Linked DNA regions of Homo sapiens: all the other regions are linked to region 2. A link is a loop called in an ENCODE intact Hi-C map of the cell type or tissue named here. Cell type or tissue: IMR-90. All regions are shown on one strand.

Region 1 (8,000 bases), 450 kb before region 2:
CTCTGGGCTATCTTCAGACCAGCTTTACATGATGCCATTTGGCCAGGGGAAGTGGAGTTGCTCGCTGGCACCTGGTTTAGAGAGAGGCCAGGAAAGGGCTAGTGAGAAGAGAAGCAACCAAAGCCAGCTTCTCAGTTGCTAAAATGACCAGGAGGATTTGGGGAGGCCAAGTTGGACCAGATAGCCAGTACCTCACAGTGGGCAGCCTGAGGTCCTGTTCTTCCTTCCTGAGAACTTCTCCAGCCCCTTTCCTGTAAGAAGCTTTAAAAACTCCACCCACAGGTGGCCAACACTAAGGTAATTCACATTCCCGTGCAATCACAGGGTGCTTTCTACTCTTCATTTGCTGCCCAGCCATGATCTCATCCCTCTAAGGAAGGCAAAACCAGGGTTGTGGGTTTTGTCTTGTAGCCGAAGCCTCAGTAGGTGATAACAAGCCTGAGATCAGCCAGCTGGTCTGTGGCAGGACTGTACCCCAGTCTCCTGAGTCCCTGCTCTGGGCTTCTTCCTTTATGCTATGCTACGGGCTGCCTGGGGATCTGCTGGGCTGGGGCCATTCCTGGGATACCTAAGCTCCTTCCTGGCACACTACAGTCTTCTCCAAAGTTAGCCTCTGCCACAAGGGGCCCCTTCCCTAGCCTAGTCTTCTCTTTTGGCCTCTCGTGGCATCTTGGTGTGTGTGGAGGGGTGGGGGAAGATGGGGAGGTGGGCCTGGATGTGGATGAGCTTGGGGGGGTAGGCTGGGGCCATATGGCCTTTCAGCCTCAGGGCTGGAGCATTCAGGGTGGAGGGACCTGGGCATGGTGGGTGGGAGAATTGGAGGAACGGCTGTTATCAGCATCAGGGAGATGGCAGCTCTGGACAGACTGGGGCAGCAGCCCCTCCTCTCCACTCCCAGCTGCTCTGAGGAGCAGGGAGGTGCGAGTAGGCTGCCCTGGCAGCAGCAGTGTTGGGGAAAGGAGGAGGCAGACCAAGCTTCTACTTTTTACTTCTGTAGCCTTCTGGGACCCTGCCCTCCACAGTGGCTGTCTGGCTTGGGGAAGGATCCCCTTGACCAGAGTTTGTGTCCAGTTTCTATGCATGGGAGTGTGTATGTGGCCACATGTGTATCTGTTCTAGGTCTCTGTGTTTCTATCTTGGGGCATGTGTGTGTGCATGCCCACGTGCCTGCTTGCACTACTGCGCCCCTCTGGGAAGGGCTGCGAGTGTGAGCTCTGAATTTTCAAGCTGGTGCACTAACTTTCCTCAGATCTAGACCCCACATTGCTCCCTAGTCTCCCTCTTCCTTTCCCCTGTTTCTGCCTAGAGCATCAGTACTCTGGGGAGGGGGTCCAGGTAGGAGAGGCCCGGCCCTTCTCTCTTTTCCCTGCTGGGTTCAGTCCTGCCACAGGCCTGTGCAGTGTCTGACCTCTTACCTCACACTGGGTCCTGATGCTTCTTGTCCACCCTGACCCTCCTAGTCTGCCTGTTATTCTCACCCCGAGGGTAGACAGAAGGCTTTCATTGTGTCTCCCATAAGATAAGAGAGAGGGGAAGGAGGGAAAATATCATTTTTGGGCCACCTCCAGTGTGCCTATTGCTGTGCTGAGGGCTTCACACCCCTTCTGTCCTGCAACTGGGACCTCTGAAGACAGTCCTCTCTGAAAAACGACTAAGGTGGTAGCTTTCTAACGTAGACAGGGAGGTTGGAATCTGATTGTAGGCAGAGAAATCCCTCGCTGCATGCGGCCTTTTTCTCATTACTTTCCTGTTACTTCATCGCCGGCTTCCTTTGCTCTGACCATTGGGCTCCTGTGCCAGGCTCAACGTATCAGCAGAGCCAGGCTATGCACATGCTGACTGACCTCACTGGTGACTTCTGCAGTGTCAGCAATGGGTAATGACGCCAAGAGAGCAGATTCTCAGCCATGATAGGGGCCACACTGTAGCCCCACCCTAGGAGAGTGGCACCCTGCACCTCTATATCACCCCTGGGTTCCTTTCCATCATTCAGTCCCTGCTCTGATGCAAAGGTAGGAGGCTGTGAACTCCGAATCCAAGCCTGCTGTCTGCTAGGCCTGCGTGCTGTCCTCCTTGGCAGGTTTTGGAAATGGGGAATGACTTGAGCCAGAGCCTCCTCCCTGAATTATGGGCAATGTAGCAGGTCAGGGCTCTCTGCCTGCCCCAGTACCCAGTCTGTGCCTCTCCAAACCCTTAGCCATGTTGTGCCAGTATCCAGGGCAGGAACTACTCTGCCCCTGTTTCCTAGGACCCCAAGAGTCCAGCCTTTAGGACTCACAGCCACTCCCACTAAGAGTCCTTTCTACCCATCTGCATTTGCCTTGGTTGGCTTAAGTGATGGGGAAAAGGTTGGGGGTGGCACAGAGACCCTATTTCCTCCCCTCCAACCCCCAGGTCTCAGGAGGACTCTGGGCATCCTGCCGGCTGCTCCCCTGCCGCTGACTGAATCATTTCTATATTTGGCCAGTGAGCCACGTGGGTAGGGGAACCACTGCCACTGCGGCTGCACTTCTGACAGCTGTGGGGAGCAGGGGGAGGCAGAGGCTGGGCAGTAGGCATGTGCATTCCTTGGGAGAACTAAGGAGGTGCCATCAGAGTGAGTAAGCCTGGAGAAGGGGCATGCGCCAGCACCTCCCTCTCCTCCCCCATGTTCTAGTTCAGGTCCTGTCTCCTCTGCTCCACCCCCTCCCCTGATGCCCTTCTCCACCCAGTTGGTACTCACAGCAGTCTCTTTTCCCACAGACACACTGCCCTCCAGAAACGATGGGTGTCGCTAGATCCAGCTGGGACTCTGCCAGCCTCCGGCACTCAGTCTAAGAGAAGGGCCATCTTCCAGCCCTGCTGTCCCTGCCTGTCATGGCCACATTCGGCTGCTGTCTGCATGTCTGGGGACACAGGGCACCCAGCCCCAGCCCTGAGAAGTTAAGCCAGGCCTTCTGGCTCAGTTCCACAGGGGCACTCCAGACCCCAGGCCCCTTTCAGAGCAAAAGCAACTGATGCTATGGGAGAAGCCCCTGCCCACCTGTCCACTCGCCTGGCACTGCCCACTCTGAGACCCATGCACTGGGTTCCCCTGGAGGTGCCAACCCTGTGAGTCCCTCCCTGTCCCCTGACGCTGAGAAGGCCCTGCCAACCCCCACCATGTGTGAGGTGATGCCCACAATCAATGAGGGGGACCGCCTGGGTCCCCCTCATGGCGCCGATGCTGACGCCAACTTCGAGCAGCTGATGGTGAACATGCTGGACGAGCGGGAGAAGTTGCTGGAGTCTCTTCGGGAGAGTCAGGAGACCTTGGCGGCCACACAGAGCCGGCTCCAGGATGCCATACACGAGCGGGACCAGCTCCAGCGCCACCTTAACTCCGCCCTCCCCCAGGTAAGGCCCGAAGGCCTGCGTCTCTCTTAACCCCTTTCCCTCCTCTAGCCCTGCTAGATCCACTGGGCCCTCAGCTCATCTGCATCTATTTGCATATCAATAATTGGAATTCACTGAGCATTTACTCTCCTTCATCTCTCTACGTGAATTCTTTCCCTGTCACTCCCATGCTCCTCAGTCTGGAAGGTGAAATGGATGGAATTTGATGTGGGTAGAAAAACGCAGCCATAGGTGTCAGCTACAGTGAGCTCAGGCGGCCAGTAGGTGGCACCCTAGACTGGAAAGAAACCTCCTCCCTGCGTACTCCTCTCCAGTGCCCTATTCTTGGAGGTGGGTGGGGAATCACAGACAGTAGAGATGGGTGAGTTCTTAGAGATCATCTCGTCCAGCTCCGTTATTGCATAGATCAAAAAAGCAAGAGACATCACATGGAAGATGATAGGCAGGGCTGAATCTAGCAGCCAGATGTCTCGACATCCTGTCTCACACTCAACAGCACAACCACCAGCTGTCCTGTAGTCCCGTGTACTGTGTCCTTTCTGTGGACCAAGCACTTTATAAGGATTCTCTCACTAAACTCTTACAACCCTGAAGTTGGTGCTGTTACCACCATCATCCCATTGTACAAATCACGGAACTAAAGCTGGGGAGATGAGTAAGTTGCTCGTGGCCATGCAGGTAGTGTGTGGTGGAGGCAGGAACTGAGCCTGGGGCTAAGTTTCTCACCACTGCACCTATTTCTCCCTCACTGCATTGGCCTGGGAGCTCCCTGCTGATGCCTGCTTATCACCCACTTGGTAGATATTCCAGGCATGGCGCATGCTCTGGGAATGCAGGAGGGAGCAGGAGCCTGGATGATTTGGTTCTTGGGCTGTTTAGCTGCTGCTTGTCAAAGAAGCTGTGAACTCTGCCTGATAACCAGACCCAGAGAGGGCTGGGGGTTGTGTGTCTGTGAGACAGTGCTCACAGTGACTGTGGGAACATCCTGCCCTCTCTGCCCCTCGTATGAGCAGAGAGATGGGTATTGAAAGCCAGCTGTGGACACATGGCATAGCCTACCCTGACCCAGTGGGGGCGCTGCTGGGGTTGGGAAGGCAGCCCTGAGGAGCCGAAGAGCTCAAGCCTCAGCGCCAGGCCCTTCCCAGTGTGTGGGGAAGAGAACAAGGGCTGGGCCTGAGTGGGTGAGTTTCCTACACAAAAGTGATGCTTGGTGGACAAGAATACAGAGCCCTGGTGAAGCAGTTGGGTGGGCAGGTGGGGACCTCCTCTTTCACTGTGCACGAGGCTCTGAAGTTGCCCTAGAGTGAATGAACTAGTTCCTGCCACCAAGGAGCTCATAGACTAGGAAGGAGATACACCACCCATGTGACCGGAGAGAATGCAGAGGAAGATAAGAGAGGCCCAAAAGGGTTATTAAGCACAGTATCAGTGATAAAAATAGCTGCTTTTGATGGGCTTGGGCTAAGTGCTTTCTATACATTGGCTCATTTGACTCTCATACCAGCACCTGGAGGGAGGACTGTTACGTCTGTCTTACAGATCAGAGAATGAGGCTCAGAGAGATTAGGTAACTTATTCAAGATCATACAGCTAACAGGGGCAGAGCTGAGATTTGATCCCAGGCCTACTTGACTTCCCACACTGAAGCTTCATGAGGTCAGGGGTTGTGTCTTTCTTGTCACTATATCCCCAGTGATCTGCACAGGACCTGGTACATGATAGGTGCTCACAAATATTTGTGGTTGAATGATGGACTCCCAAGTTGGTGTTCTTGACCACTCCTCCAAATGGCTTTCAGGAGAGGGAGAGAGCCTCCCCGTGGGGAGTCTGGACAGCTCCCAGCAAGGCTGTATCCTTTGAGATGGGCTTTGAAGGATGATTATGATTTCATCGGGTGGTGACAGAGGTTTTTCCAGGGGGAGGGAGTCCACTGAGCCAAGATGTGATATTAGGAAGGCATGCTGGTGTTTAGAAGCAGCAGGTGATCCAGGTTGACTGGGTCTTAGGTGATATGGAAATGACATGAGAGAGAAGTTTGAAAACCAGGATAAGAAGTTTGTATTTGTAGGCTGGGTGCAGTGCCTCACTCCTGTAATCCCAGCACTTCAGGAGGCTGAGGTGGATGGACTGCTTGAGGTCAGAAGTTCAAGATCAGCCTGGGCAATGTGGCAAAACCTCATCTCTACAAAAATCCCCAAAATTAGCTGGGCATGGTGGCAAATGCCTATGCTGCCAGCTACTCGTGGGGCTGAGGTGGGAGGATCGCCTGAGCCCAGGAGGTCCAGGCTGCAGTGAGTTGAAATTGAGTCACTGCACTCCAGCCTGGGTGACAGAGGAGACCGTCTCCTGTGTTTGTAGACAGCATTGTGCTTTGGGAGATTTGTAGACAGCAGGGTGTCAGATAGGTTAGAGGTGGAAGGGAGGGGACAGGTATCCTGTGGTGGGGGGAGATAAGACAGCTGCTGAGCTTGAGGCCAGGAGAGGGGGCAGCACCAGCCTTTTGGTGGTGGTGTCATGGTGTAGGGCTGGGTGGCAGGCTGTCAAGCCCTGTCTCTGGTTACAAGCATGTGTACATGACTGTGTGTGCCTGTGAAAGTGTGACTGTGTTTGTGCATAAGCTGAGGGGTGAGACAGCATCAGGCCTGGGCTTCTGGAGTATGAGATGCTTGACCTTGACCACCTTTGGCCATGGCCCTGACAGAAAGGCAGTAATTGAGTAATAATGTCAGAGGTTCATGGTTTCTCATGCTCTGGCATCTCTTGTCCCTTCTGCCCTCCCACAACCCTTCTAGCCCCTTTTGCCCTATCTGGAGTGATGAGAGGGGATTGGGAGTTCTTCCTTTGGTCATGAATCCTTGGTGTGTGAGGGAGGCTGCAGGTTAGGACAGGGATGAGGCCTGTTGCATCGCTCTTAGACCTTGGACATCCACAGAGTTGGGGCCACTCATTTGAAAACCTCCCTGGAAGGAGGTGATGTTTAGCTAAACAGGATATGATGAGCCTGGAATGTGGGAGCAGTCTCTCACCCCTGTATGCTTGTCCTGATGGGGGAGGGTGGGCTGGCAAGGTCTCTGAAGTTATCTGGGCCTGACAGTGTGGAAATGGGCCCCTCTAGAAGTGATACTTGGTACATGGATATTTGGTAAAGCCAGGGCAACTGCCTTGGCATCAGGAGCTGGGATGTAGCCCTTGCTTGGTTGAGCAGGGCTCCTAGAAAGCCTGACTGGGCAGGTCTGCATACTCTCTTGCTCCTATGTAGGTAGGTCCTTTGATCTGCTTATTTCACCCGCTACTTGCAGTTTGCAAAGCCTTGGGATGGGGCTGGAAGAGCTCCCTGGGGCACTCATGCAGGCATTATCTTCAAAAGCTCTTTCTCTTCCCTGTTTCTTTTATTTATTTATTTTTATTTTTCGAGACGGAGGCTCACCCTGTCGCCCAGGCTGGAGTGCAGTGGTGCCACCTCAGCTCACTGCAACCTCCGCCTCCCGGGTTCAAGTGATTCTCCTGCCTCAGCCTCTGGAGTAGCTGGAATTACCCAGGTGTGCGCCACCACGTCTGACTAATTTTTGTATTTTTAGTCGAGACAGGGTTTCACCATGTTGGCCAGACTGGTCTCAAACTCCTGACCTCAGGTGATCTGCCCGGCTCAGCCTCCCAAAGTGTTGGGATTACAGGCGTGAGTCACTGTGCTGGGCCTTCTCTTCCCTCTTTCATATCCATCAGTTTCTGTTTGGACCTTAATCCACCAAACCAGAAGCAGAATTCCCCTCCATCAGTTTCTAAAGGAAAATGTCATTGAATTCCTGGAGAAATGGAAATGCCAGGTGGGAGGGAGGATGTAATCTGGTCATATTGGTGGCTGGATGGGGAAGGGTCTGCAGAGCAGACTCAGTGACTTTCTCACTCTTGTGTACAACTCTGTTCCCTTGGATTCTAACACATGGAATGCATGGAGGACCCAGAGATGTGGACCCCTCTGGAGAAGCACATGCTAGCTACAGGTTTACTGACCTGCAGTGTGGATGGATTGGGATTTTGTGGGGGAGGTGGTGGAAGTAAGGGATGGGTGAGAGGATCCCACCACTGACTTGCATGTGCAGGACACTGCTTTGGGGGTGAATCCTGAAGCACTGAGGGGCCTTGGGGGTTTTCAGGAATTTGCCACCTTAACCCGGGAGCTGAGCATGTGTCGGGAGCAGCTTCTAGAGCGGGAGGAAGAGATATCAGAACTGAAAGCAGAACGGAATAACACACGGGTAAGTGGGGATGACCTTGTGTCGCGCGCGCGCACGTGTGTGTGTGTGTGTATGGGGGTGTGTTGTGAACACCTTGACCAAGAGAGCAGGCAAGAGTGGGGCCAGGCACAGTCCTAGCTCAAGCCCCATCCTTCCCTCTTCCTGTCTCCCATCCTGGGGTGAGAGTTACATCGTTTAACCACCAGTGCTGGGCTCTCCACCTGTAGTTGCTGGTTCACAGAAAGCTCAGGGTCCTGGGGAGAGGCCGGGGCAGTCACCTTGAGTAGTATCAGTTGGGGCGGGAGCTCTGTGCCCATTTGGAAGTATTTCAGTGTTTTCACAGTGGGGTGGCTGTAACTCATGTCTGCTCGGGGATCACATGGACCCTGC
Region 2 (8,000 bases):
GAATGCCACAGGCCTGCGATGGATTAACCTGGACAACAACCGAATCCGCAAGATAGACCAGAGGGTGCTGGAGAAACTGCCCGGCCTGGTGTTCCTCTACATGGAGAAGAACCAGTTGGAAGAGGTCCCCTCGGCCCTGCCCCGGAACCTGGAGCAGCTGAGGCTGAGCCAGAACCACATCTCCAGAATCCCGCCTGGTGTCTTCAGCAAGCTGGAGAACCTGCTGCTCCTGGATCTCCAGCACAACAGGCTGAGCGACGGCGTCTTCAAGCCCGACACCTTCCATGGCCTCAAGAACCTCATGCAGCTCAACCTGGCCCACAACATCCTGAGAAAGATGCCGCCCAGGGTCCCCACCGCCATTCACCAGCTCTACCTGGACAGTAACAAGATTGAGACCATCCCTAACGGATACTTCAAGAGCTTTCCCAATCTTGCCTTCATTCGGCTTAACTACAACAAGCTGACAGACAGGGGACTCCCCAAGAACTCCTTTAATATCTCCAACCTGCTTGTGCTCCACCTGTCCCACAACAGGATCAGCAGTGTGCCCGCCATCAACAACAGGCTGGAACACCTGTACCTCAACAACAATAGCATCGAGAGTGAGTGGGGTGGGCCGGGGCGGGGCCGAAGGCAAGGAGGTTGGCTTGTGTAGCACTTCCACCCTCTCTAGGGAGACTCAGGGTGGGGTGGTATAAAAAGCATCCACTTTGGCACTGGACTTCAATTCATGGCCTTGCCACTTGCTATCTGGGTGACCTTGAAAAGATATTTGACCAGTCTGGGAAGTTTCCTCATCTGTAAAGTGAGAATGGTAACAATATCTTCTATCACAAAGGTGATATGAGGATGTAATAGTTTAATATGGAGAAAGTGCCCAGAATACCATACTTGGAGGGTCATAGGTTTTCTTCCTCCATTCTTCCTCAGCCCCAGTTCCTTGGCAACTGGATCTATAGGTAGGGTAGACATGGAATATACTCCTGGACATTCTGCTAAAAACAGAACAGAGACATTTAAATACCTATCCTGAAATGTCCTGGGTCTGCCCTCTGCAGAAACCTGCCCCTGTGGGAAGATGCTTCTTCCCAAGCCTGAGCCTGGGTTTTGATTCAGGGTATGCAACTGGTAAAAATGTGGCAGTCAGGAAAAGAAGGTCTGCATGCTGGTGCTTTCTGAATCTATCTGGAAGGGTGCGATGTTTAGGTGCACTTAAGGAAGAGTTTGCCTAAGTGACATTTACAGGGTTCTGGACTTGGAGTATCAATTGCAGCCCAGGAGAGGAGGCTGGAAGTTGCAGTTTTGCTTCAATCAAAAATTTCAGCTCGGAGCAGAGCATTAGCAGAAAGGTTTAGAAGTGAAATAATATTTTCTGGTCCTTGAACAAAATCAGCCTACATTCACAGAAGGGATGCAGCAGCAGAAGGGAAGAGAGGGATTGAGGGAAAAGAGAAGGACCCCTAGAATGATATTTGGGGATCCTTAGGTTCCAAACCAAAGAATGAGATGGAGATTGTTGGTGTCTCTACCGACACCAACAATGGGCGAATAGATCGTTCACTCATTTGGGATAATTTCAAGAAGTAGGGGAGGATTTTTTTTTTAATCTTACAAAAAAAAAATGGGAAAAGGGGAAGACTGTATAATTTTACCCTGGAGACAGCACACTAAAATAAAACACATTACCCCCAGGAAGCTATGAGGCCAAAATACAGACAGAAGGGATACCTTGATTAATAAATGGCTGATAGGTCTCTACCAGATTGTGGAAGAACAGGTTGCTGGAGGATATCCCAACCTTCTAAGGTTGAAGTCAGAGAACTCACACCTCACCCACATGAGCCCACCCCATCCAGCCTGTCTCCTGTGCCTTTTACCCGACAGAATGGGCTGAGTGGGGCCTAGGTCAGTGGGGTGATTACGTTCTTCACAATGACCATAATGCTGCCACTGGTACTGTCTTTAAACAGCTTACAAAATGCCTTTGCCAACATTCTCTCCCCTGATTACAGGGCAGGCACCACTCTTACCATTTCACAGATTGAAGAACTCAGCATGAGGGTGGCTAGGCCACAGCCCCAAGCTCATAAGAGAAAACCCCCGTGTCAGGGCCCTTCTGCTACTCCAATGGCAAAGAAGAAAGACGAGGAAAAGGAAGAGGAAGACAATTACAATGAAGATGATGCCTACTCTTCCTCCTCCTGCTCCTCCATAAATGATAAGTGAGGCAAGGCTTAGGGAGAATAAAACAGTTCATTTAAATGCTGGCATGCCTGGTGCCACAGGCATCCAACAAGATGTGATGGAGGAAATGGAATCTCAGGCCATGGACCCTTCAGAATCAGTAGGCTCATCATGTCCCGGGGGTTCCGGAGCTCTCCCCAGATCCTCTTTCCTCTTCCTGTCATCCTTATTTCAGTTACCATCTTTTGCCCATCCTCATGTCTCACATCCAATTCAAAGGAAAACCTGCAGAGTAATTTTCACATCCACCTACTGGCTTCAGATCTCACCTTACTCCATTGCTTCTCCACAGTGTAGCCGGATTATCTTTGTACAGCATAAACCTGAACATAGGGATCTCTAAGGACCCTTCCAGATTTAACGCTCCAGGATACCATGGTTCAAGTATCCTGTTAATAACATCGCTCTCACAAAGACAGTCCTGTTCACTGCCATTCCTCAGACCAGAGATCAAAAGCCTCTTAGTGAAAGCCTAACTACCTTCCCAGCTTACTCTCCTTAGTACATCACATTGGGCACTATTACTATTCCCAGATTCGCCCACAAGCAGAATTTTGGCCTCCACAACTTCATTCAAACAGATTCCTCTATCAGAACACCATCCCCCAGGTCTCCACCTGTTGTAATTCTACCTATTCTTGAAGGCCCAGTTCAAAATTTACTTCCAATTCTCTAGAGTTAACTTGCAATAACAGTTGTTGATCAATTCCAACTTAATTCATTTTACAAATGAGTAAACTGAGCCTGGAGGTCAAGGCAGCTCATCTATGATCACACATTCCCAAAGCTAGCCAGTTTCAGAGAGAAGTCTACAGTCCTTGCTCTCGGGTGTCTTCCCCCTTCCCCTTCCTCATCTTGGCCGCCAGCCTCCACTCCCTTCTGATTTCTCGTCTTCTTTTTCCGTAGAAATCAACGGAACCCAGATTTGCCCCAACGACCTAGTGGCGTTCCATGACTTCTCCTCGGACCTGGAGAACGTGCCACACCTGCGCTACCTGCGGCTGGATGGAAACTACTTGAAGCCGCCCATCCCGCTGGACCTCATGATGTGCTTCCGCCTCCTGCAGTCCGTGGTCATCTAGGCCCTACTCCGCCACCGGATCTGCTCTGACCGCACTTGAAGGCTGGGGCCCAGGCACCTGTGCCGGCCATTCGTTTTCTCTCTCTCCCTTTCTTTCTCCCAGCTTTGCCTCCCTTATCCCACCCTCGAGGCAGGGAAAAGCCATCTATTCTTCTGCAGCCTCAGGAGCGAGACTTCAAGGACTCAGTTTGGTTCCACCCAGTTGAAAGACACCCAGTGCACACCCAAACTCCTGGCCTTCTGTGGTTTCCCTTTGCTCCAGAAACACAGATGTGTCTAAAGACTTGGTGTCCCCTTCTCTCTCCTCCCCCACCCGCCACTCCTGGGTACATCTGGGCCGTGGACTATCTGATCTTGGTCCTGGCCGAGCAAACAGCCCGGAGGTAAGGTTCAGAAAGTCCCCCTGGGGACTCCTCCATCTTCGGCAGCTCTGGCTCAAAGAGGCCGAGAAACCCAGTTCTCCTGGGCCAAGGATCCCTTCTGGCAAAGCTGCTGCTCCGCCGCTTGGTTCCCCGGCACCAGACATCGCCCTGGCCCTGCTGGCCCGGGTATCGGGAAGGAGGAGCGAGGGAATGACGGAGGTAGGGTGCAGGGTCAGGGCTCCCGCAGGGGCCTGCATCTGGCCAGCAGGACACAGGGATGCGCAGGGCGCCCCCTTCTGTTCCAGGGTGAACATAGCACACGCCCTCCTGGCTGGGCCTCAGGAGGAACAGCCAAGGAGAAGAATGGCCCAAGGAACTAGGAAGCAGCCATGGGAGAGGGGAAGGGTTCAAGCCCGGGATGGGCCCGCGTGACGTCGATGGGTCCTGCGGCCCCCTTGCCCAACCTCGGGTTTAGGGAGGAGGGTTCACAGTGTTTTTGTGGGGGCGGGGGAAGGAAGAGGCAGCCCCGCCCCCGCCATCTGTTCTCCATCAGTGTGCGCGGCCCAGCCATTTCCACCCTCGGGAGGCGGCTCCTGAGAAACAGGGAGGAAGGGGCGGAGCACCTGGACGTCTCCCAGAAGCCCCTCCACGTTTGAAAATGCGCCTCCTCCTCGGAGACAGACGCATCGGTGCCACCTAGTGGCTGGTGGGAGTAACAGCTGGTCCCAGTCTTGCGCCTGGCCCTCTTCCTGGGGTGATTTTCCTCGGTGGAGGAGGCCCGTGGGGTCCCAACACGGAAGAGCCATGGGCCGTGTGCATGGTGTCGCTCTCCTCTAGGGTCTAGCGGGCACAAACGTCCCCAGGCTGGGCTCATTCCCATCGTGAGTGAGCCCAGGTGAGGACATAGTCGGCTCCCGTTTGTTGTAGGCCCTTCCCAGGTGCCTTCTCAGCTCCCTCATCTGTAAACCGAGGAGGTGGATAAGATGCTCCCGGCCGGGCGCGGTGGCTCACGCCTGTAATCCCAGCACTTTGGGAGGCCGAGGCGGGCAGATTATTGCCTGAGCTCAGGAGTTCGAAACCACCCTGGGCAACATGGTGAAACCCCCGTCTCTACTAAAATACAAAAAAATTAGCCAGGCATAGTGGCGCGCGCCTATAATCCCAGCTACTGGGAGGCTGAGGCGGGAGAATCGCTTGAGCCGGGGAGGCGGAGGTTGCAGTGAGGCGAGATTGTGCCACTGCACTCCAGCTTGGGCGACAGAGTGAGACTCCGTCTCAAAAAAGAAAAAAAAAAGATGCTCCTCTGAGGTCCCTCCGGCGCTCATGTTCCGAGTCTGCAGCTCCACACTTTAAATCATACTCGAATGCAGGACAAGTCCTAAATATTTGCCCCTTCCCTTGCAGTAATTTATTTTCTGTATGGACTGTCCCTCCCCCAGAGGCTTCCCCACCCTCCATTGCCTGGCCCAGGTGAGCAGCTTGGCAGGTCTCCAAGTGGAACCCGGTCCAGACAGGGCTGCCTCGACTTCACCTTTCCCCCTAACTTCCTCCAAGGGATGCTGCCCCTTCTCAGCCCCCTGCGTGTGTATATTGGTGGGAGGCATAGAGGATGGATGTTCTAGAAATGAGTAAGACACAGTGCCCACCCCCAAGTTAGGATGAAAAAAGTTCCAGAGGTTTTTAAGAAATTGGATTAAGCTGGGTCCCTAACTTCAAGAAATTCCCATTATGCTCCTTCTCACCTTTCTTTTTTGCTAATTATGGAAAATAGGGCCCATTTCATCATAGCCTCCTTCCCCCGTGCTCCACTACAATCGCCGCATTCTTTCTAGCTGCAGCTGGTTTCTTCAAGGCTCCTGCTTAAAGTCCACACGTTATTATGGCCGAAAGCAACCTGGTGCTTCGGCCTGGATAAGAGCCCCTTCTGCATCTTATTCACAGCTTGCAGCCTCAGCCCCTTTGATGAGGCCCTCAGGGGAGAGGTCATTACCTTGATCCTGCAAACCCAGACTCGTTGAGCAGCAACGCAATCACCATCATCCCACTGCCCAATCTAGAATATGTCTGCTCTCCTTTGCTCTCTGCAGCTGTAAGCCAGAGGGGATTCAAGGTAAATAGGCTTTACAGGCTCCCCTCCTCCAAACACACACAGAATGGGCTGGTTTCTTTCAAGTTTAAAAAAAGCCCCCTTCTCCATGCACAAGTTCATTCCCTCCATGCTGTCGTCATCGACATATACAGGTGTGTACGTAGGTGTATGTGTGTACTCTGCACGTATATCTCTTCTGTCTTGAAGACCCTGTTAACTTTGTGAAATAACTTCCACATTTCAACACACTTCACAGTACAGGAAATAAAGTAATATGAAAAACACCCTGCGTGAACTCAACGGTGTGAACAGGTCAAGAATAACACTTCAAAGTCATCTTGCCAGCCAGGCGTGGTGGATCACGCCTGTAATCCCAGCACTCTGGGAGGCCAAAGCGGGCAGATCACCTGAGGTCAGGAGTTCAAGACCAGCCTGGCCAACATAGTGAAACCCCTTGTTTACTCAAAATACAAAAATTGGCTGGGTGCGGTGGTACATGCCTGTAGTCCCAGCTACTTGGGAGGCTGAGGCAGGAGAATTGCTTGAACCCTGGAGGCAGAAGTTGCAGTGAGCCGAGATCGCACCACTGCACTCCAGCCTAGGAGACAAAACGAGACTTCATTTAAAAAAAATAAAAATAAAAATAAAAATAAAGTCATCTTGCCACCCACCCCCTACCATTGAGCCACCATGCCCAGCCCCAAAGCCTCTTAATTGCTCTAACAAGATGAGTGGGGAAAAGATTATACTCTTAAGAAATTCCTACGAAAGCTATCCAAAAGCCTTTTCTTTCCTCTTTTCTTATTATTTTTAAATAGAGGCAGGGTCTCATTATGTTGCCCAGGCTGGTCTGGAACTCCTGGCCTCAAGTGATCCTCCCACCTTGGCCTCCCCAGAGTGCTGGGATTACACACGTGAGTCACCATGCCCAGCCCCAAAGCCATTTCTTGAAGAATTTCTCGCAAACTCACAACCCTCATGAAAAATTAATCCTCAGTTCCACGAGACTGCCCACCCACAGACAAAAAAATATATATATTCCTAAAGTCGGACCAGAAATCTGACAGCTGCCTTTGAAACCCAAAGCCTCGGGTTCTTTCAAGCTACATGTACTAAATTGTCGAAGGTCTCCCAGGAGCTCTGTACTGAGGCAGACACAGAAAGACACAAAACGGTCGTCTTTCCTGCCCAAGTAAAGCTTACAGACTAACTGGGGAGATGTAGTGTGCATACAAAACAGTAAAAGAGCCATCTCAAGGACAGAGAGCATAGACCAAGTCATCTGGAATGGTCTACATGCCATGCGGAAGTCCACCGAAGGGTTAGAACAGGGTGTCCCAGACTCTCTCTTCTGAGGGAAGGTTGGTTGCAAAAGTGGGATTCATGACCCTCCCAGGCTACACCATCTTCTTTAGAATGAGAACTGCCAGGTGACGCCCTCGCTGCTCCTACCTGGCTACTAAACATCGACTTCGGTTCACTTCACGGATGTTCAGTGGATATCGGTCACATGCCAGGTCCCCAGCTACGCATTCAAGGATGGATAATATACATAGCAGCACATCCTTGAGGAACTCATACCTTGGTAAAGGGAAAGAAATCCATGAATGGATACCTCTGTGTCCTAAGTGTTTGTAATAATGCTGTGTGTCAGGCCTCTGAGCCCAAGCTAAGCCATCATATCCCCTGTGACCTGCATGTGCACATCCAGACGGCTGGTTCCTACCTTAACTGATGATATTCCACCACAAAAGAAGTGAAAATGGCTGGTCCCTGCCTTAACTGATGACATTACCTTGTGAAATTCCTTCTCCTGGCTCATCCTGGCTCAAAAGCTCCCCCACTGAACACCTTGCAACCCCCACCCCTGGCCACCAGAGAACAACCCCCTTTGACTGTAATTTTCCATTACCTACCCACATCTTATAAAATGGCCCCATCCCTATCTCCCTTCGCTGACTCTTTTCGGACTCAGCCCGCCTGCACCCAGGTGAAATAAACAGCCTTGTTGCTCACACAAAGCCTGTTTGGTGGTCGCTTCACACAGACACGAGTGAAACTACTGTGTATGAACAGTATAAAGGAAAGGGCTTTTACCTCTACCTGAGGAAAACCAGAAAGACTCCTACCATGTGAGCTGGCTCTTAAGGGATAAATCAGATTTTGCCAGGTGGATGAAAGAAAAAAAGACGCCACCTGGACAGGAAACAGCATGAGTACA
Region 3 (8,000 bases), 120 kb before region 2:
GAGTTAGAATATTTGGGTTCAGTCTTTGCTCTTCCACTTATTTGTCATGGTATCACAGGATAATCACCTTAATCTCCCTGATCTTCAGTTTTCACATCTATAAAATGAGATCAAAAAGCCTTTAAACTCTGATCATGTGCGGTGGCTTATGCCTGTAACCCTAGCGCTTTGGGAGGCTGAAGTAGGAGGCTCGCTTGAGCTCAGGAGTTCAACGTTGCAGGGAGGTATGATGGTGCCACTACACTCCAGCCTGGGCGACAGAGCAAGACTTTGTCTCTAAAAAACAAACAAAAGAATGGTTCACATGTGAAATATGGTGTTATTTTATGTAGAGCCAGATAAAGTTGGGGATCAGCAGGAGGGTAAAGGCTGCCGATGGGAATGGGGCCAGCCACAGAAAGGTCAGCAGTGGTGCTTCAGGTCTGGGGGAGAATGTTAGTGTTCGTTTCCTAGAGCTGCTGGAACAAATTACTACAAACTGGGTAGTTTAAAGCAAAAATCTATTTTCTCACTGTTCTAGAGGCTAGAAGTCTGAAATCAAGATACGGGCGGGGCCCCTTTCTCTAAACCTTCAGAGAGGAATCCTTTCTTGCTTCTTCCTAGCGTCCGGTGGCTCCCAAGAATCCTTGGAGCTCCTGGGCCTGTGGCTGCATCACTCCAACCTCTGCCTCTGTCTTCGCATAGCCTTCTTTGTGTATCTTTGTACCCAAACCTGCCTTTTTTTTCTTTATAGACACCACACTCCAATCCAGTATGACTTCATCTTAACTTGATTGCATCTGCAAAGACCCTATTTCCAATTATGGTCACATTCACAGGGGACTAGGACTTCAGCCTATCTTTCTGGGGCACACAATTCAACTTACTAGCATGATATTCTATGTAGGGCGACAGAAAATCCAGACTCAGACCCCACTTCTACCATTTTGTGGCCTTGCATACTGGCTTCTCAACTTAAAGGAGAAAGTAAGTAGGTAATTAAGCTTTGTTAAGTGACTGAAATGTGATGGAAGGGTATTGTGAAGTTGGTGGTATCTTTCTATTTTACAGATAAGGAGATTGATCCGGGAAGGGGCACAAAGGCTACCCAAGCATACGGCTGGTAAGAATGGTTTCCTGGAACATGAGTGGTGATGGGTTTCAGTCCATCTGGATTTCAAGTTTGATATAGTAAAAGCCTTATGATTTGATAGAATACCAGAGGGTTGATTCCTGGTCCGCAAGTGAATCAGAAGATGGGAGATTAAATAAATAAACTGTAGTTGAAACCAGAAACCAAGACTTGTACTGGCCTTGGGGAAATGATTTAGACTGCTAGAGCCCTGAGACAGGATGCACGACTATGTCATTACCTCTGGGCAGTGGTCAGTGCAGCACAAAGCCCTGCTCTGGACATGTGATGTGGACCTTGAAGGACAGGGCAGATTCAAATCTCTGCTCTATCTGCAACTGAAGTGGTCCACAGCTGCAACCCTACAGTGCCTTGACTCAGACTGGGCATGAATAGGTTCCCATCTTGAATTGTCTGTGGGTGGTCAGCCTGTCCACCTGTCCTCTACAGTCTGAGACCCCTAGAGACTCCGTCTGCTGGGCATGCAGCACAGCCCACCTCCCAGGCACTGTCTGAATGTAAGCACTGTGCTAGGGATGCAGAGAAGGAATGGGTTTTCCCACTCTGAGGAATTGGCCCTGTATCTGGGGTACATTCCCTCTTCTGAACCCTCTTGCCAGCCCCTTCTCAGGGGCCTAGCTCTCCAGCAGGTAAGGATTGATCTTCTTTTGCCCCGGCCCTCTCGTGGGGCCACAGCTGCAGCTGCCAACAGTTCTGGTCACAGCTCCAGGTGCAGGGGAAAGGAAAAAAGCGATTCTGTTTGCTCATTTAACAGCTTTGAATAGAGCCTTTCAGAAGGGCCTTTGCTTGGCTGGCTCTCTGGCGGCCAACAGAAACTGCTGCCAGGTATATCAACAGCCTTGGAGAAGTTGTCTATTCCAGCCTTTTCCTTTCAACAGGCCAGTCACCTAGAGAAGACTAAAGATGCCCCAGGGTTTGCTCCCTACCATTTGGGCTGCACTGGATAGGGTCAAGGGACCACAGCTGGAGTCAGACTTCTACAGGGTCCCTTGGATCAATGGCTCCCAAACTTGAATCTACCCAGGACCACCCAGGGCAACAGGTTCTCAGACTGGAATTGCATCAGAATCACCTGAGGAGTTGTTAGTGCATTTCTAATAAGTTCTCAGGTGTGGCTGCTGCTGGGGTTCACACTTTAAGGACTACTGATCCAGGGAGTTATAAACACAGAGTCTCAGGCCCTTATCCAGGAGATTCTTGGTTTGAACTGGATGGAGCCTAGGAATCTATATGTTACCAAGCTTGCAGGTGATTCTGAAACACAAGGTTTAAGAAACCAGTGCCTTTGATCTGCATTAAGTCAGTGTGTCCCAAACATACATTCAGGGGGTGGGCTTTGGGCCCATTTAGGGCAAGGGTAGTTATGTATATATAGACATCTCTGTACTTAGCAGCAAGCAGCAGGAAAGAAGTGTGAAATGAGAGTTTATTGCTGAGTGAAAACTGGGATTGCCCCTAAGGTAGATGGAGCTTATGTGCTTTGCTTTTTTAGTAGGTGAGAAATCAGATGTAGCTGGGGGTTCTGGTTACACTCTGGGACTTTGCTCAGCCTATCAGGGGATTATTTCCCCAACTTTGGACCATAAGTCAAATAAGAGTCCTGTACATTCTTCGCTCCTCAAAATTTCCCTCTTCCTAAAATGGATAGAGTAATGCAAGTCTTTGAGATTAGAAGGAAAAATGAATTTAAGTCATAATTAGCATCTTTGAGCTTCTTGCCATATTTGGGGCATAGCCTGGTGAAATGGGGCAAGGCGCGGGGGTGGGGGCGGGGAAAATGAGGGCAGTCCTTGCTAGAGGTCCCAGCTGCAGGGCCTGGGAGGGGTCCAAATGGAAAAAGCAGAGATGGCAAATAGGATTCAGTTCCCATGCTGGGTGTAATGGTTTGGTAGTGGCTGTCTGGAGCTCTGTGTCAAGGGGGATTTTAAGTCTTGCTTTAGCGGAAAAAAAACAGGAAAGAGTGATGTGATCGATTAAGAATGGCTACCATGGATATCTAATTGGGATCTTCTGTCCCTGGGCAAGAGCAGGAGGGCCAGGAGAAGAAACAGCTTCCAGAAACGGGTTCAATGGATGGAGCCTTCACTATAAGGCTGGTGGAGAAGTCTAGGTCCTCATGGGATAAGGAACTGGGGCTCAAGAGCAAAACAGAAAAAAGCCAGTTATCAGGCCTGGGGCTTGAAGTCAGAGGGGCATGAACAGCTAGGGGATGTGACGCACAGTCCCAGAGCACTGGGCTTGAGCACCTTCAATCCCACCTGCACAGGACCAGGATGGGGATGCATGGACTGTGCTGTGGCCCCGGTCACCTGGAATGGTGACCCGGCAAGGCTGCCTGCTGTGGCAGCCTATTCTGACTCATTCTGGAAAGAACACAGATTGGGTTCCTTGGGGCTCCAGAGTCCTGTTGGCAATGCTGACCTCTCCACCCTAACCTCTTCTATCCAGCCTCTGCTGAGGGACTGGCCAGGCCTGGACAAGTCATTTGGGAAGTGTCTGCAATCAGAAGAAAAAGAAAATAGCAAGGACCTGGGAGATCCATTAACTTTTCCACCCTGTGTCCTGACACCTGATTTTCCACTAGGGAAATTCATAGGATGCCTCTGCCTCCTTGACCTCTGTGGCCCTGGCTGGGCCTCCTGACTTTGTTGCTTCATCTCATCCTTCAGAAGATGACCTTGCATCAACTCAGGCAAAGCTTAACACCCAGGATTTCCCACCCCACCCTCCAACATCCTGTCCCTTGTGCAATCCCAGTTTCTGCTACAAGCCTGTGCACATTCCTATCTGAGGACAGAAGAGGTCGTGATGGGCTCACAATTAAGTTTCTGGAGCACCAGAGTGGAGCCAATTAGTACGCAAGGCCTAAACAAATCTTGTGCAGCAGGCTGGGGTTGACGATCTGGTCTTAGGGTTTTTGGGCTCTCAGCAGAACTGGCTAAGGAGAGGAAGCGATAAGGAGGCAGCTCCTTCCACCCTCCCACTCCCCTCAAATAACAGGACTACGGAAAGCAGCCTTTGACTGGTGCCCAAGACATACAAATCAACCCCCTAGCAGCATTTCATCTTCCCAGGTTGGCTGTCAGAGAAGCCTCTTATTTCTTCCCCAGGGTCCCAGGGCCTTTGTCATTTTTCCTCTCCTGCTCACTGTGCAACCACCATTCTATCCCAGTACCAGCGAGAAGTGTTCTTTCCAGGTCCTTCTCCCTGGCTCCTCCACCTTCCAAACCACGAGTACACAGGGTCCATTTAATGATGTCTCTATGTAGAAATAGACAAGAGAATAGGGAGTGTCCTCAGAGAACTTATAAACCCTTTGTACCAGGAGGAAAAGAGGAAGCAGGGCAGTGACTGACCTACAGTGACATGGGAGGCCAGTGATGCCTCCAGGTCTCACTCTTCTTGGGGGTACATCTGTTCCTCCTAACAAGATTGTACATTCTTTGTGAGCAGGAACTATGTCCACACATCTTCAAAGATCCATAAGGTCTTGCAGCGTCTGGCACATAGTATGTGCTCAATAAATGTTTCGTTCCCTCATTCATTTTTTCCCACAAGATTTATTGAGTGCCTCTTATGTGCCAAGCATGGGGACTACAATGATAAACAGGGCTGTGGAGCCCTGATTTCAAGGAACAATGACTAGAGGAAGATGTGAACACCTATAATTGCAAAAGAAGATAAAAAGTCATGATAGACTCTGTTAGGGTGGAGAGTTATCTAAGGCTTCCCAGGGAGACTTGAAGGGTCAGTAGGACCTTGTCAGGTGTTAATGAAGAGAAATAATTATGGCAGACAAAGGGAACAGACTTTGCCATTCCTGGGAAGCATGGAGGCACCCGCGGGATGTTATTACTTAAGTGACCAGACTGAAATGCAAATGATAGAGGCCTTTCTTTCTCATAATCTCTTCTCTGAAACCCTTCATTATCCTCCTCTTAGTGTGGAGGGGATTGGTGGTAGGTGGGAAAGAAGGAGCTCAGCTATCTTATCCTCCTCTCAGTTCTTCTTTAGACCACCTCTCCCCTTTCAACTCTCACACCTAATAAGAGAGGCGAAAGGGTGACAGCATGGCATAATGGTTAAGAGCAGAGACTTTGGAGTAAGACTTTCTGAGATCAAATTAGGCTTTGCTACTTACTAGCTATGTGATCTTAGAACACCCTCTCTGTGCCTCTGTTTCCTATTCTATATAATGAAGACAGCAGCAGAACCTACTTCGTAAGGTTACCGTGAGAAGGAAATAAGCCGTGTACAGCACACAGGAATAGCACCTGCACATCAGAAATGGTTAGTAAGTGCTAGCAATCTTTACTAATCCCATTTCAATTGCTAATGTTACAGAATTACGATACCTTGGGTTCTCTCCGGAGCATCTCTTATTTCAGACTCTGTAGAACTGGCTCCTGAAGCCAGTAGTTCTCAAACTTTGGTGTGCATCTGGATTCCCTGTGGTGCCACTGAGGCAGCCAAGGAGACTCTGCCTCTGGAGATTCGCATTCAGTGGTTCTGCATAGGGGCCCAGGAGTCTGTAATTTTAACGGTCTCTCCAGGTCTTTCTCATTAACACCAAGGACTGCAGTGTTGGGCCATTTGTTTCCCTTTCAGATTTAGGGACTTGAAGATCTTGCCCTATCTCTCCTGTCCCTCAGGGCTGGATTAACTGAAGGACTTTGTTACCTTAGAGAAGCACACCTGGGAGAGGGATGTGAATGTATTTGCATCTTGTTAGCCATCAGGAAGGGACGTGGACAATCTGGTATAATGGAGAAGGGGTCAGTGCCAATGATGAAGATCCCCATAGGGGTGTGAGTAGGTGGGCAGGCACAAATGCCCACATGTGCTTGACACCGCAACTCAGCTTCCAGCGCTCTAGCTACAGTGGAACTGAGGGAGGGCAGGGTGTAGAGAAGGGAGCTCCAGGCCAAATTTCTTTGTCACTTTGGCAACACCTGCACCACCTTCTGGCCCAGGGCTTTGGCTGCCGTCTTTGCCCTCAGCCTCTGCCACAGGTCCACAGTCTTCCTTGTTCACCCCAGCAGGTTGCTTCCTGCATCATGCTGTCCACTGCACTGCTTCATGTCTCCTGGGCCACAGGGCTGTTTTTGTAGGCCTTTCATAATCTGCTCCTCCTCTCCAATTAGCCTTATACAAGTCAGTTCTGCTCTGCAAGTTGCTGAGGTTAACTAGAACACAGAGACTGGCCCAGAGGGGTTAAAGTGGTGAAATGAAAAGAAGGGTGTATCATCCTGGGAGCACTGAAAGGAAGTGATATAAAAGTGATGGGGACAGGTGCAGTGGCTGATGCCTGTAATCCCAGCACTTTGGGAGACCAAAGTGTGTGGATCACAAGGTCAGCAGTTCGAGACCAGCCTGGCCAACATGGTGAAACCTCGTCTCTACTAAAAATACAAAAAATTAGCCAGATGTTGTGGTGCATGCCTGTAATCCCAGCTACTTGGGAAGCTGAGGCAGGAGAATCGCTTGAACTCAGGAGGCAGAGGTTGCAGTGAGCTGAGATCCCAGCTACTGGGGAGGCTGAGGCAGGAGAATCACTTGAACCCAGGAGGTGGAGGTTGTAGTGAGCTGAGATTGCACCACTGCACTCCAGCCTGGGCAACAGAGCAAGACTCTGTCTCAAGTTTAAAAAAAAAAAAAATGATGAGCCGGCTGGGCTTTGGGAGGCCAAGGTAGGTGGATCACCTGAGGTCAGGAGTTCGAGACCAGCCTGGCCAACATGGTGAAACCCCATCTCTACTAAAAATACAAAAATTAGCCAGGTGTGGTGGCTGGTGCCTGTAATCCCAGCTACTCGGGAGGCTGAGGCAGAAGAATCGCTTGAACCTGGGAGGTGGAGGTTGTGGTGAGCCAAGATCACGCCATTGCACTCCAGCCTGGGTGACAAAATGAAGACTCTGTCTCAAAAAAAAAAAAAAAAAAAGTGATGGGCCTCTGGGATGATGGCCCCAACCATTGGGATCACACAGCCGCTGGGGAAATAAACCCCCAAAATGCTGTTTGAGCAAGATGGCCAAAAAATGGTACCCTTGCCGCCACACCCACTCTGCATCAGTCAATCCTGGCACTCAAGACCCAGAGAGGCTGCAAATGCTTCTCAATGGAGTGCCTGAGGGAGCCACCACCATGTTTGGGGATTGATGTGAAGGTAACACTTAGTGGGCATCCCCGTCTGGAAAAATAAGCGAAGCAGCTGAGCTTCACCACATATTAAAAAACCAGCCCTAACAGATATCTGGTGAAGATATCTTCACCACAGGCAAAATAGGAAAGTAAGAAAGAGGCAGGGGTGAGCAGAGACTGGCTCCTCTTCTTCCTGGGAACACAGCTACCCTACATTTCCCAGCCTCCCTTGTGGCCATTTGACTGGGCTCCAGCCAATGGAATGTGAGGAGAAGCCACGGGCCTCTTCCAGGCCTGGTGCGTAAGTCTACCCCACACAGTCCTTTGCGATTTTCCTCTCCCACTTTGGGAGCCAGTGGATGAAGAGGGTGGAACCATAGAATAGAAGGAACCCAGATACAGATCACTGTTCAGAGGAGAGCTGCCTGCCAGTCAGGAAGACCCATTTTGGACTTTATGTGAGCAAAAAATACCTTCTTTCCTTCCTTCCCTCCTTCCTTCCTTCCTTCTTTCTTTTCTCTCCTTCCTTCCTTCCTTTCTCTCTCTCTTTCTTTTCCTTCCTTTCTTCCTTCCTTTCTCCTTCCTTCCTTTCTCCCTTCCTTCCTTCCTTCCTTCCTTCCTTCCTTCCTTCCTTCCTTCCTTCCTTCCTTCCTTCCTCCCTTCCTTCTTTCGACTCACTATGTTGCCTAGGCTGGTTTCAAATTCCTGGGCTCGAGAGATCCTCCCA

The links. Hi-C counts contacts between places; a loop is a spot of excess contacts. Peaks named below come from ENCODE experiments on the same cell type or tissue, not always from the same donor. Only the 100,000 strongest peaks of a DNase experiment are listed, where the experiment ranks them.
Region 1: a loop joins it to region 2, with 5 times the contacts of the local background. A loop is called at or near these places in 4 of 110 quality-filtered maps.
Region 3: it touches region 2 in a loop (11-fold over the local background); 36 of 110 quality-filtered maps call a loop at or near these places.

Annotation. Positions count from the first base shown.
Region 1 is chr1:203,035,868-203,043,867 of GRCh38, forward strand. PPFIA4 (PPFI scaffold protein A4) reads left to right here. Exons shown (of 30, transcript NM_001304331.2): 2 at 2,743-3,375; 3 at 7,530-7,631. The coding sequence starts at 3,142. Among named protein-coding and RNA genes, the nearest start is that of PPFIA4, 13 kb to the left of the region's middle. RefSeq lists enhancers at 3,387-3,546, 5,228-5,729, 5,730-6,229. In IMR-90, CTCF peaks have their summits at 2,775, 3,639 (motif pointing right) and 4,459; DNase peaks (open chromatin) are centred at 2,534 and 3,664.
Region 2 is chr1:203,483,553-203,491,552 of GRCh38, forward strand. It overlaps PRELP (proline and arginine rich end leucine rich repeat protein), which reads left to right. Exons shown (of 3, transcript NM_002725.4): 2 at 1-605; 3 at 3,154-7,800. The coding sequence ends at 3,329. Among named protein-coding and RNA genes, the nearest start is that of OPTC, 6.6 kb to the right of the region's middle. RefSeq lists an enhancer at 7,908-8,000. In IMR-90, CTCF peaks have their summits at 3,976 (motif pointing left) and 4,386 (motif pointing left); DNase peaks (open chromatin) are centred at 4,009 and 4,319; H3K4me3 peaks cover 226 bases; H3K27ac peaks cover 1,071 bases.
Region 3 is chr1:203,365,382-203,373,381 of GRCh38, forward strand. LOC102723529 (a long non-coding RNA gene) reads left to right here and starts at 7,602. Exons shown (of 7, transcript XR_922438.3): 1 at 7,602-7,731. In IMR-90, a CTCF peak has its summit at 3,927; DNase peaks (open chromatin) are centred at 1,280 and 3,910; H3K27ac peaks cover 245 bases; H3K27me3 peaks cover 264 bases.